Linked DNA regions of Homo sapiens: all the other regions are linked to region 3. A link is a contact called in ENCODE Hi-C or POLR2A ChIA-PET data. All regions are on one chromosome and are shown on one strand. Each heading gives the region's core, a stretch centred on a gene start or an enhancer-like site at or near the end of the contact. The rest is flanking DNA. Distances are from core to core; before and after follow the strand shown. Region 1 holds the start of COX7B (cytochrome c oxidase subunit 7B). Region 2 holds the start of P2RY10 (P2Y receptor family member 10). Region 3 holds the start of OGT (O-linked N-acetylglucosamine (GlcNAc) transferase).

Region 1 (3,117 bases), core at 460-2,959, 6.4 Mb after region 3:
AAAAAAGGAATGAGGAAGACTTATGTAAAATGATAATGGATTTTTATGCTACATTTGTATAAAATAGAGAAATAAGAAAACATACAGGTATTTGCCTATTTTTGCAAAAGGAAACACACAAGATAAACCAGAAAGTAATGAAATCGGTTACCTATAGGAATTGGTGGAAATGGAATGCAACAGTTAGGGGAGGGAATGACACTTCTCTAAGTACACTAGTCTGTTTAGTTTTGACTTTTGGAATAATGTTAATATTTTCAATAGTCAAAATGTATAATCAAAGCATTTAGTTTTACACGATGAAAAAGTCTTAGAGATGAATAATGGTGATAGTTGCACAACAATGTGAATGCCATTAATGCCACTGAACTGTATGTATTTTATTTTTTTTGTTTTGGGACAGGTCTCAGGCTAGAGTGCAGTGGTGCGATCTTGGCTCACTGTAACCTCCGCCTCCCCGGTTCAAGCAAGTCTCATGCCTCAGCCTCCCGAGTAGCTGGGATTAGAAGCATGTGCCACCATGCCCAGCTAATTTTTTGTATATTAGTAGAGACGGGGTTTTGCCGTGTTGCCATTTCTTTTCTTTCTTTTTTTTCTTTTCTTTTCTTTTCTTTTTTTTTTTTGAGACGGAGTCTTGCTCTGTCACCAGGCTGGAGTGCAGTGGTGGTATCTTGGCTCACTGCAACCTCCGACTCCCTGGTTCAAGCGATTCTGCCGCCTCAGTCTACAGAGTAGCTGGGATTACAGGCACATGCCACCACGCCCAGCTAATTGTTGGTATTTTTAGTAGAGATGGGGTTTCACCATGTTGGCCAGGATGGTCTCGATCTCCTGACCTCGTGATCCGCCCACCTCGGCCTCCCAAAGTGCTGGGATTACAGGCGTGAGCCACCGCGCCAGGCCTAACAGCTTTCTTTTCTTTCTTTCTTTTTGAGACGTAGTCTCGCTCTGTCGCCCAGGCTGGAGTCCAGTGGCACGTTCTCGGCTCACTGCAACCTCCGCCTCCCGGGTTCAAGTGATTATTCTGCCTCAGCCTCCTGAGTAGCTGGGATGACAGGCGCGCGCCACCACGCCGGCTAATTTTTGTATTTTTAGTAGAGACGGGGTTTCACCATCTTGGCCAGGCTGGTCTCGAACTCCGACCTCGTGATCCGCCCACCTTGGCCTCTCAAAGTGCTGGGATTACAGGCGTGAGCCACCGCGCCCGGCCAATAGCTTTCCAAAGTTATTTTATCACGTATTTATCTACATATTACAGAAGTTTTTACTGTTCTTGCAACTTTTCTCTAAACTTGACGTTATTTGAAAACTAAAAGCTAAGCCAATTAGTATAGTAGTAATAGCAGACAAAAAAAATGAGAGAAGTAAAGGAAGTTTTGGGGGAACAGAAAGAAGAAAGAGCTAGTGTGGAGATACTAAACCGAAGCTTGTGGAACTTGAACGCCATTTTGAAGCTAGTTCCTTAGACGATTCGGTCGAAGATCTGTCTCTCGGCTGCCCTCTATAGAGCTCTAAACCTGGCTTCAAGGAGTTCTTTCATTCTTCATTAGATACCACCCACCATACGTCATTTTATAAAGCCGGAAACTACATTTCCCAAAAGGCCTTTATTTTTCCTCGCGGGAAAAGGGATTGCAATTACTATAGGTTTTACAGGTATCGCGAGATTTCGTCAAATCTCATTACGGATCCCGGCTGAAAGCCATTTTGTTTTTCAGCTCACTTCAAGGGTACCTGAAGCGAATTGGCACCAAAGCAGCAGCTGTATTGCCGCAGTTCTAGCTTCACCTTCACGATGTTTCCCTTGGTCAAAAGCGCACTAAATCGTCTCCAAGGTGAGCAAAAATTATGACAAATCATTTACAACAACCTTATATCAATGTGTCCTCGCGGCCTCTCGTGTGCTTTCCTTTTACGAACATCTCGGCCTTCTAATCTTGAATGCTGTCTGTCTCCCATCTCGTCCCAAGTCATTGGGATGATGTCCTTAGCATTGGCTTTATCACCCAGTATTTCTGTTTCGGTTTCCAGCTCTCTTTCTGTTATCGGAGTGATAGTCTAGCCCTGCTTTTTAATTCTTCAGTAACCTTTGATTTCAGGGAAGGACATTCTTGGTAGACACCTCGTTCCTTAAGTGATGTCCTACATTTTAGCTTTGGGGATATGTTTACTCCTAACCCTGTATAGAAAAATATCTTCTCCAATTCCTATTACTGTAATAGACGGAAACTGTAAATCTAGCTCTTCACCTGGTTTAATTGCAGGGAAACAACCCAAATGGTATCGATGCAGCTTTGAAGTTATTTGTGGATTAACAATGTTAGCTGGCCAGGCGCGGTGGCTCACACTTGTAATCCCAGCACTTTGGGAGGCCAAGGCGGGCGGATCCCCTGAGGTCAGGAGTTCGAGACCAGCCTGGCCAACATAGTGAAACGCCGTCCCTACTAAAAATACAAAAATTAGCCGGGCGTGGTGGTGGGCGCCTGTAATCCCAGCTACTTGGGAGGCTGAGGCAAGAGAATCGCTTGTACCCGGGAGGCGGAGGTTGCAGTGAGCCAAGACTGCTACTGCACTCCAGCCTGGGCAACAAGAGCGGGACTCCGTCTCGAAAACAAAAACAAAACAATGTTAGCTGTCCTGAAGGCAATCGTGGTCATTTTTTTCTTATCCAAAGGTTGGGCAGGTACAGGGAGTTTTGAGACCAGCATTATGTAGAGAAAATGCAATAGATTGAGGAGAACAAATTAATTTTCATACTTGATTTGCACCGAAGGTGACCTTGAGTAACGTGGGCAGTTGTTACACAATGAAGGTGACCCGTAATTACTATTTAGTTTGTTTAGCCATCTTTTGATTTTCACTTAATAGAATCATTGGAGGATATTATTAGATTGTGTCCTAAACTCTTAAGCAACTTTGAAAATAACCACAAAATATTAGCTGGACTATTTTCATATTCCCAAAGTAGCATTTATTATCTCTTTTACTTTGGGCATATGATTTAGCCTCTCTCAACCTCAGTTTCCTTCTTTGTAAAATAAGTAATTTGTAAATAATGCCTACTTCATGGGGTTGTTGAGGATTATATGAGATCACCAATGTGTGGTAATTAAACAG
Region 2 (3,207 bases), core at 121-2,620, 7.4 Mb after region 3:
GGTCAGTGACAGAAGAAGCTGCTTGCGTGCAAGACAGAAATGAAGTAAACTGGTAGGTTTCCTTCTCGCAATGTGAAGGTTTTGTCTGTGAAATAAAGTTGGGATGTGGTGATCATAGCCAGTTGTAAGAAAAGGATTTCTTGTATTTCTGGATCCCAGGGTTTGCCTTCAAAGCTCAACAGGTCTGGAATTTTTTTGTTTGTTCAGAGAAGAATCTTACCCTAGGAAAACTGGCTCACACTAACCATAGGGAGGAACACAACTGCCAAATGGACTGAGATGTGTGTTGGTCTGTCAGTGTATTCTCTTTTCAGTAGGGATGCCAATTCAGAAACCTAAATTAACAAAAGATAGGAGCTGAATAAACATTTGAAATCAAAATTAAGAAGGGGATTGAAAGGCTAAACTTGTTTCATTTGACATACATCAGCCAGGATGATGCCAGTCTTCACAAGTTATGACATTTCCATCAATCATCCCAAGCTCTTAGTTTCCAATACTGTCAGCTTCTCTTTCCCTTACACGCCAACAGGGGTTTGTGCTGCATTTTAAACCTCGTTTCTCAAAACTACTCTCAGACTTAGTTGACACTGTAGTCCTCAAGTGTATGATCTTCCTGTATTCACATAGTTTTGAAGGCCCCATATACACTGTACATAAAAACCAGAATTTTAGTACACTGGAGGGAGACCCCGTAATCAATAATGTTCATTTACTTATTCATGCATTCTTTGAGCATTTGTTTATTTATTAATTCCCATATGTATTCATTCAATAACAATTCATGAAAATGCCTTGTGCTGGACAAATTGGGAATACAGATATGAATCAGACATGATCTTTACCCTCAAGCAGTGTGCAGTCTAGTAAAGGGATAATAAATATACAAAAATAATGAAACTATGTGTTAAATTGTGAGCCTCAAGATGAAGGGGTTGGGAGAGGGGCACTCCAGATGGAGGGAACAACTTAAGCAAAGGTACTTCTACTGTTTCTAATTTTGACTTGTATTTTTTAGGTTTCCTCAGCCTTTGCCCCTCAGGCTTGCACAAGCTGTAGCTTTCTTGTTACTAGGTAAACACTCTTTAGATTTTCCTGAAAATTTCATCTTACCATGGAACCTACTGGAATCAGTGAAAATCTAGATATGTCGGTTGTCAAGGAAGGAGATAGGGTGAGGAAGGCTGTTATATAGCCATTGTGTGAGTATGCATAGCCTCTGACTCCCTGCTATTTGAATTTCTCTGCACCAATGAAATAAAAAGAAATAAAATTTGAGTAACGTCATTTGCTCAAGGGACTTACCTTTCATTTGTGCAAATAAGGTTTCTGTGGTGAGACACCAGATAAACTCAACTTCCTCTTTCAACAACAAATGTGTCAGTTATCAGCAGGATCCATGCCGCCAGAGTAAAGCTTTCTACCCTTTACTCCCTGCAAAGAAACAAGAGTGCTTATCCCAGCTAAGCTCCAGGGTAAGTTAATGCCTAGCACCTGGGGATTGGTGGTTTCATGTGGGAAGATTGGTGTGATCATAAAAATCAGAACAGAGGTGGATGTGGGGCCAGTGTCTGTATTAAAATTGTCACTGGTTTCTCATCTCAGACATCTTACAACAGGAGCAAAGATAATTACTGTTGAGTTTGACCAGAGTCCAAAGTTAACGTTAATGCCATCAGTCCTCTTCATTATGCCAGGAGCATGGAGTCTGTGATGCAGCTCACTCTTTGATGAGGGCTCTTTAGAGAGTGGGACCAGAGAAGATGGCACAAAGTGGTAAGAAGAGTATATTCAGTGAGACTCATTGGGACAACTTGACATATTCGGCCAATAAAAGTCAATTTAATTTTTTATGGTGTATAATTTATCTAGCTGCATCGTGAAGGAAGATTTTTGGGTATAAAATCCTTGCTTTGGAAAATTTAGCTTTCAGAGATACTGAGACAAATAGTAGAAAGCAGGGTAATAGATTCTGGGGGCTGAAAGGGCCCATAGAGATCCAAATCCCTCACAATACAGTCAGGAAAACTGAGAGCCAGTGAAGTGAAGACACTTAGGTTCACTCAGCTTGTTAGTGGTATAGGTGGATCTAGGACCTGTGTCTTTAAACTCATGTTTGCCTTTTCCTACAGCAGTTTGCATCTCCCAGAGAATACTGTAAATTTATTTGTGACCCTGCCATTTTTTAGGATAGGAAAGGAGAAAGTATCCCAGATGACTTCAGAGTCTGGTCAGAGTGGTTCCTTGATCCTTTGAAAGCTAATTTTGACCGAAGTTCAGCCTTACTGGATAGCAAAGCCCATGAGTGAGGCACTCATTTTTTCAGTTATTATTGCTATTACTCTGAATACTAGCACCTCTCTCCTTCTGAGCTAAGATGACTAAATCAAAAGGAGACTTTCAGCTAAGGAGTCCCTGAAGGGAGACTGTGCCAAATCATTTGGAACCAGGATAAGGCTGGATAGAATGATACCAGATTTGGCTGTGCTTTCCAGGGGAGTAGGCTCAGTTCCAAGAATCCTGCAAGTGAGAATATTTTTATTTCAGTTGTTCAAATGGATGTGTGGAGTCATTATGATGTATATTAATTGGAGAATCTATCTCTTAGCAATTGCAGCACAGTAAAATTAACCACTTATGAAAGTAGGTGATATGCAGATATACTGAGGTGGAAAATGGTGTAAACTACAGTCAGAATCAGATCACACATTTGGGGCAATTGTTTTTGCAATGGTTCCTGTTGAACACAGATTCTTTGGCCAAATGCAGTTTATTTTGGGGCTCAACTGGGAAAGTTGTAGAGTTCAAGTTGTACAGACTACTCAAATCTGAAGACATCAAATGAATAAACACATTTATGGGTTGTTTTGGTTTGAAATAAGTGAGTTGGGGTTTTAAAAGACAGGCCAGCCTGCTGGGCTTGGTGGCTCACGCTGTAATTCCAGCATTTTGGGAGGCCGAGACAGGTGGATCACCTGAGGTCAGGAGTTCGAGACCAGCCTGGTCAACATGGCGAAACCCCGTTTCTACTAAAAAATACAGAAATTAGCTGGTTGCAGTGGCAGGCGCCTGTAATCCCAGCTACTGGGCAAGCTGAGGCTGGAGAATCGCTCGAAACCGAGAGATGGAGGTTGCAGTGAGCTGAGACTGTGCCATTGCACTCCAGCCTGGGAGACAGACCAAGACTCTGGCTCAAAAAAAAAATAA
Region 3 (3,397 bases), core at 72-2,571:
TGTGACTCTTGATTATGGGATGGAAGAAATTAGCATTATGAATTTTCTCTGTGCCATTTCCATAATTAATTGTTTGTTGACTGTTTTGAAGAAATTTAAGCAGAATTTGAGGACTTAGTTTTAAAAAATGTAGTGAAGGGGCTAGGTAGCAAAAACTTTTTGAAGAAATTCATTGACCTGCTTTCTTAGATCAAGGACTTTTTGAAATAAAAAGGCTCTCAGAGATCCAACTTGTAGCCTCCAGTGGCTTGTAATACTTTCTTGCTGATGTGGCAAGCTACCTTAAGTCGTTTCTAGAACAAGAGGTGAAGTATAAATACCAATGTGACAAAATGTCTGAACAGTAGACTTGAAACTGCAGGAAGATCGTAAGAACCGATTTGTTCAAGGAAGTAGAGGCAATTCATGACTCAATCTAGACGTGTGGTTTAGGCAGATGGCAAGTGAATTCATTTATCATTGTTGATCTGCTTTGAGCTCAGTGGAATCGCCGACTGTGACAATGTGCAGAGCTAGCTGGTGGAAATGAAGTCACAACTCGAGGAGAGTCATGGATTTTGACGAACGTGAATCACCTTTAACATTTTTATGGCTGCCTTCGGAGTGCAAACGCCCAGCATGTCCCTGAGTTATTAAACATTTGCCCTATCACCGTGGGCAGGAGTATTCTGAATACCAAAACGATTTTGAAATTTCAGGCTATACGGCCAACATTGAAGGTGTCTGCATTCAACTGGCCCTGTGAAAGCTTCAGTCTTTTTCATCGAAGTGCTGAAATCGATGGCCGAGTCACAATGAAGACGGGCTCAAATCGGAACCCTCTCGCTCCTCGTTTTGAGCAGCTGTCTTTGAGAGGCAATCTTCTGAATTGACTGGCTCAGAATTGATCCGTGAGAGTCGTAACCATCCGTTTTTGTACGAATACAGTTGATAAACTTTTTTAGACGCCTTTGGCATTTATGTTTAAAACGACACCACCTGCTAAGTAACAAACACTCTTCTTAATCGCGGTGGCAAAAACGTATCCGTCCCGTGTGTGTTTGTTTTTACCCTTCCGCTACACTCTTAAGAAACTTGGCCGCTTCCGCCCCAGAGAGTGCCCTAACCACGAGTCGGGTTGACAGGGCTGCTCGCATGCGCGGTCTCCACCGTGGTGTTTGTCGCAATGGGCGCTGCGCGGAGGACTACATGGAATCTCGACTTTGCAGCTTGAAGTCATTTTGTTGGCGGCGCTGGTTACCGGCTACCTCCGCGCGGGCACTTGATTGTAACAGAAAGTAGTTCCGGCCCATGTTGTTTCGGCCGAGGAGCCGTCGCCGCCATTTCAAGACCGTACTAGGTAGATGGTCAATTAGAGTTCCCAGGGTTTGAAGCCTGTAACTGCTGCCGCCGCTCAAGCCCTCCAGAGCATTGCTACGGCTGCTGCCCTTGTACTACTACCTCCAAATACGTTCTTGCTGGTAGTGGCGGCAGCAGGACCAATTACCTCTTTTTTGCTCTCCCTCGAGAAGCTCCAGATGGCGTCTTCCGTGGGCAACGTGGCCGACAGCACAGGTACCGGTGTCCCGTTCTACCTTGGCAGATGCCCCCTTGGGGTCTCGCGCCGTCCTCTACCTTGTATCACTCCTTCCCTCCCTTCCCTCGAACCATCCCCATTACATCAGTGACATTGCTAAGCTTTTCGTGGTCTACTGGCATCTGATCACATCGGGTTTTCCGCTGTTGTCCGCTTCCCGAACATTTCCTCCTCCTCCCTTGCTTGCTTTTTGCTGCCTTTCTTGCTTTGTTTTTATTTCGTAAATGTTCTAGCATTCCACTCTCTCCAGGCGCTTTTATCACACGTGCGCGCTTAGAATGTCGTGGAATGGACTGCATTGGAATCCCTGCCCTTTCACTCCTTTGCAGCGGTTTTCTCCCCTAATTCCAGCTCATCGCCTCTCCTTTTTCCCCTCCATCTCCTCCTTCATCTCCCCCCCCAGTCTTTTCCCCTTAGCCAGATTTGGTCCTTCTCTGCCAATCTAGGGCGGGGGTGCCGTTCCGATGTAATCATATCCTCACTTTGCATCACCCGAGGACGATCAAAAGCTCGTCGATGGTGCCACAAGTCACCTCGAGAAGAGGGGACATTGAGCAGCACCCTGCTAGGCAGTGCCTTTCTGGTGTTCTTTCGGTTGAGCGGTCCCGGTTTAGATTGGAAATTTCCAGGGGTTTCCTTTGCCATCGCCCAATTCCACCGCTGCCCTCAGCCTGGATTTCCCACCCTGTCCGCGGGGAACCACACCCTTCCCTTCGCGAGGTTGCCAGCCCTGTTCACTTCCTATCCTTGGGGGAGAAACCACCCCGATGCTGCTGCTTTGGCGTTGACCACCCTGCCCGCCCAATTCTCGCTTTGTGTTACTTTCTCGATGTATTCCTCCGCCGCCGCCTCTGGGTCTGCCATCCCCATTCTTCAGCCCAGTATCTCTTTATTCACAGGGTGTAATATTCTTTTAAGTTTCCATCCCTGCTTGAAGAGTTTGTAAAGCAACTGGAGTGTAGCTGCACAAGTACAAGGCGGTTGCCCTTTTAGACACTTCAGTCGCGAGCATTTGGTACTGAAAATACGAAAACAACCAAATTGTAGGAGTGTCCTTCAGCTGCCTTTCCATATTGAGGCGATTTGGGCGGAAGGGGGTGGGGAATTGGGCTGCGCTTCTGAGGTTTCCCGCGAGGTTATTTTTTGGTTGTTTCTCAGTTGAGATGTGTGGAGGGTTTTAGCTACTGTTCCTGGAAGTTGTGCTGTAAGTAGTAGGTGAATCGTCAATAGTGTCTTATCCGTAATTGTAGGGAGTGGGATTAATAATTAGTCCGTGCTCCTCTCCCCACGTCTCCACCGTGATTTTCAAAGGTTTAAGATTCTGTACTGGATTCTGTACTAGCTTGCCCTTTTTAATGTGTTATTTATTTGAGAAAGCTGTCGTTTCAAGTGTTAAAATAGCAGATAAGCGGCATTGAAAAGTGACAAAGTAATGTGTGAAAACAAGGAGCTAGGAAGTTCTAGAGACTTAGCTAAAATGTAATTTTAGTTTCTATTAAAGATATAACCTCTCCCAGATGTGGATGCAAGTCTCAATGCTCTTTGTGTTGGTGGTCAGCTGTGCATTCTGTCAGGAAATTTACTTTGCTTTCCTCAGTATCCGGAACGCTCATCAGCTCTGATGATTGGGGAGCTGGGCTCAAATTTGAACTAGTCACCTTAACCTTGGTAGAATTAAATAATTTGTCCATGGTTTCCCATTTCAACCAGCTAGTGAAGTGCTACGGTCGAATTCCCAGTTTAAGTATTTACAGTTGTGACAAGCAGTTTTTTTTTTTTTTTTTTCCCTCTCTGGGCTTTAGCTATATCCTTTAAAGATCT

The links. A loop is a pair of places that touch in the nucleus more often than their neighbours do. ChIA-PET counts read pairs that join two places held with the same protein, here RNA polymerase II (POLR2A). Pooled maps may share reads with other maps.
Region 1: a loop to region 3 is called in a pooled map, with 13 times the contacts of the local background. The contact joins the promoter of COX7B here to the promoter of OGT in region 3. A Hi-C loop is called at or near these places in 1 of 37 single-sample maps with no recorded cell type and 9 of 50 pooled maps.
Region 2: a pooled map shows a loop between it and region 3 (10-fold over the local background). The contact joins the promoter of P2RY10 here to the promoter of OGT in region 3. A Hi-C loop is called at or near these places in 4 of 50 pooled maps. POLR2A ChIA-PET finds 5 or more read pairs at or near these places in 2 of 52 experiments (A673 and activated CD4-positive, alpha-beta T cell).

Annotation. Positions count from the first base shown.
Region 1 is chrX:77,897,759-77,900,875 of GRCh38, forward strand. It overlaps COX7B (cytochrome c oxidase subunit 7B), which reads left to right and starts at 1,710. Exons shown (of 3, transcript NM_001866.3): 1 at 1,710-1,835. The coding sequence starts at 1,796. RefSeq lists an enhancer at 1,664-1,913.
Region 2 is chrX:78,944,021-78,947,227 of GRCh38, forward strand. P2RY10 (P2Y receptor family member 10) reads left to right here and starts at 1,371. Exons shown (of 4, transcript NM_014499.4): 1 at 1,371-1,475.
Region 3 is chrX:71,531,783-71,535,179 of GRCh38, forward strand. OGT (O-linked N-acetylglucosamine (GlcNAc) transferase) reads left to right here and starts at 1,322. Exons shown (of 22, transcript NM_181672.3): 1 at 1,322-1,554. The coding sequence starts at 1,518. RefSeq lists enhancers at 373-1,572, 1,073-1,412, 1,238-1,896.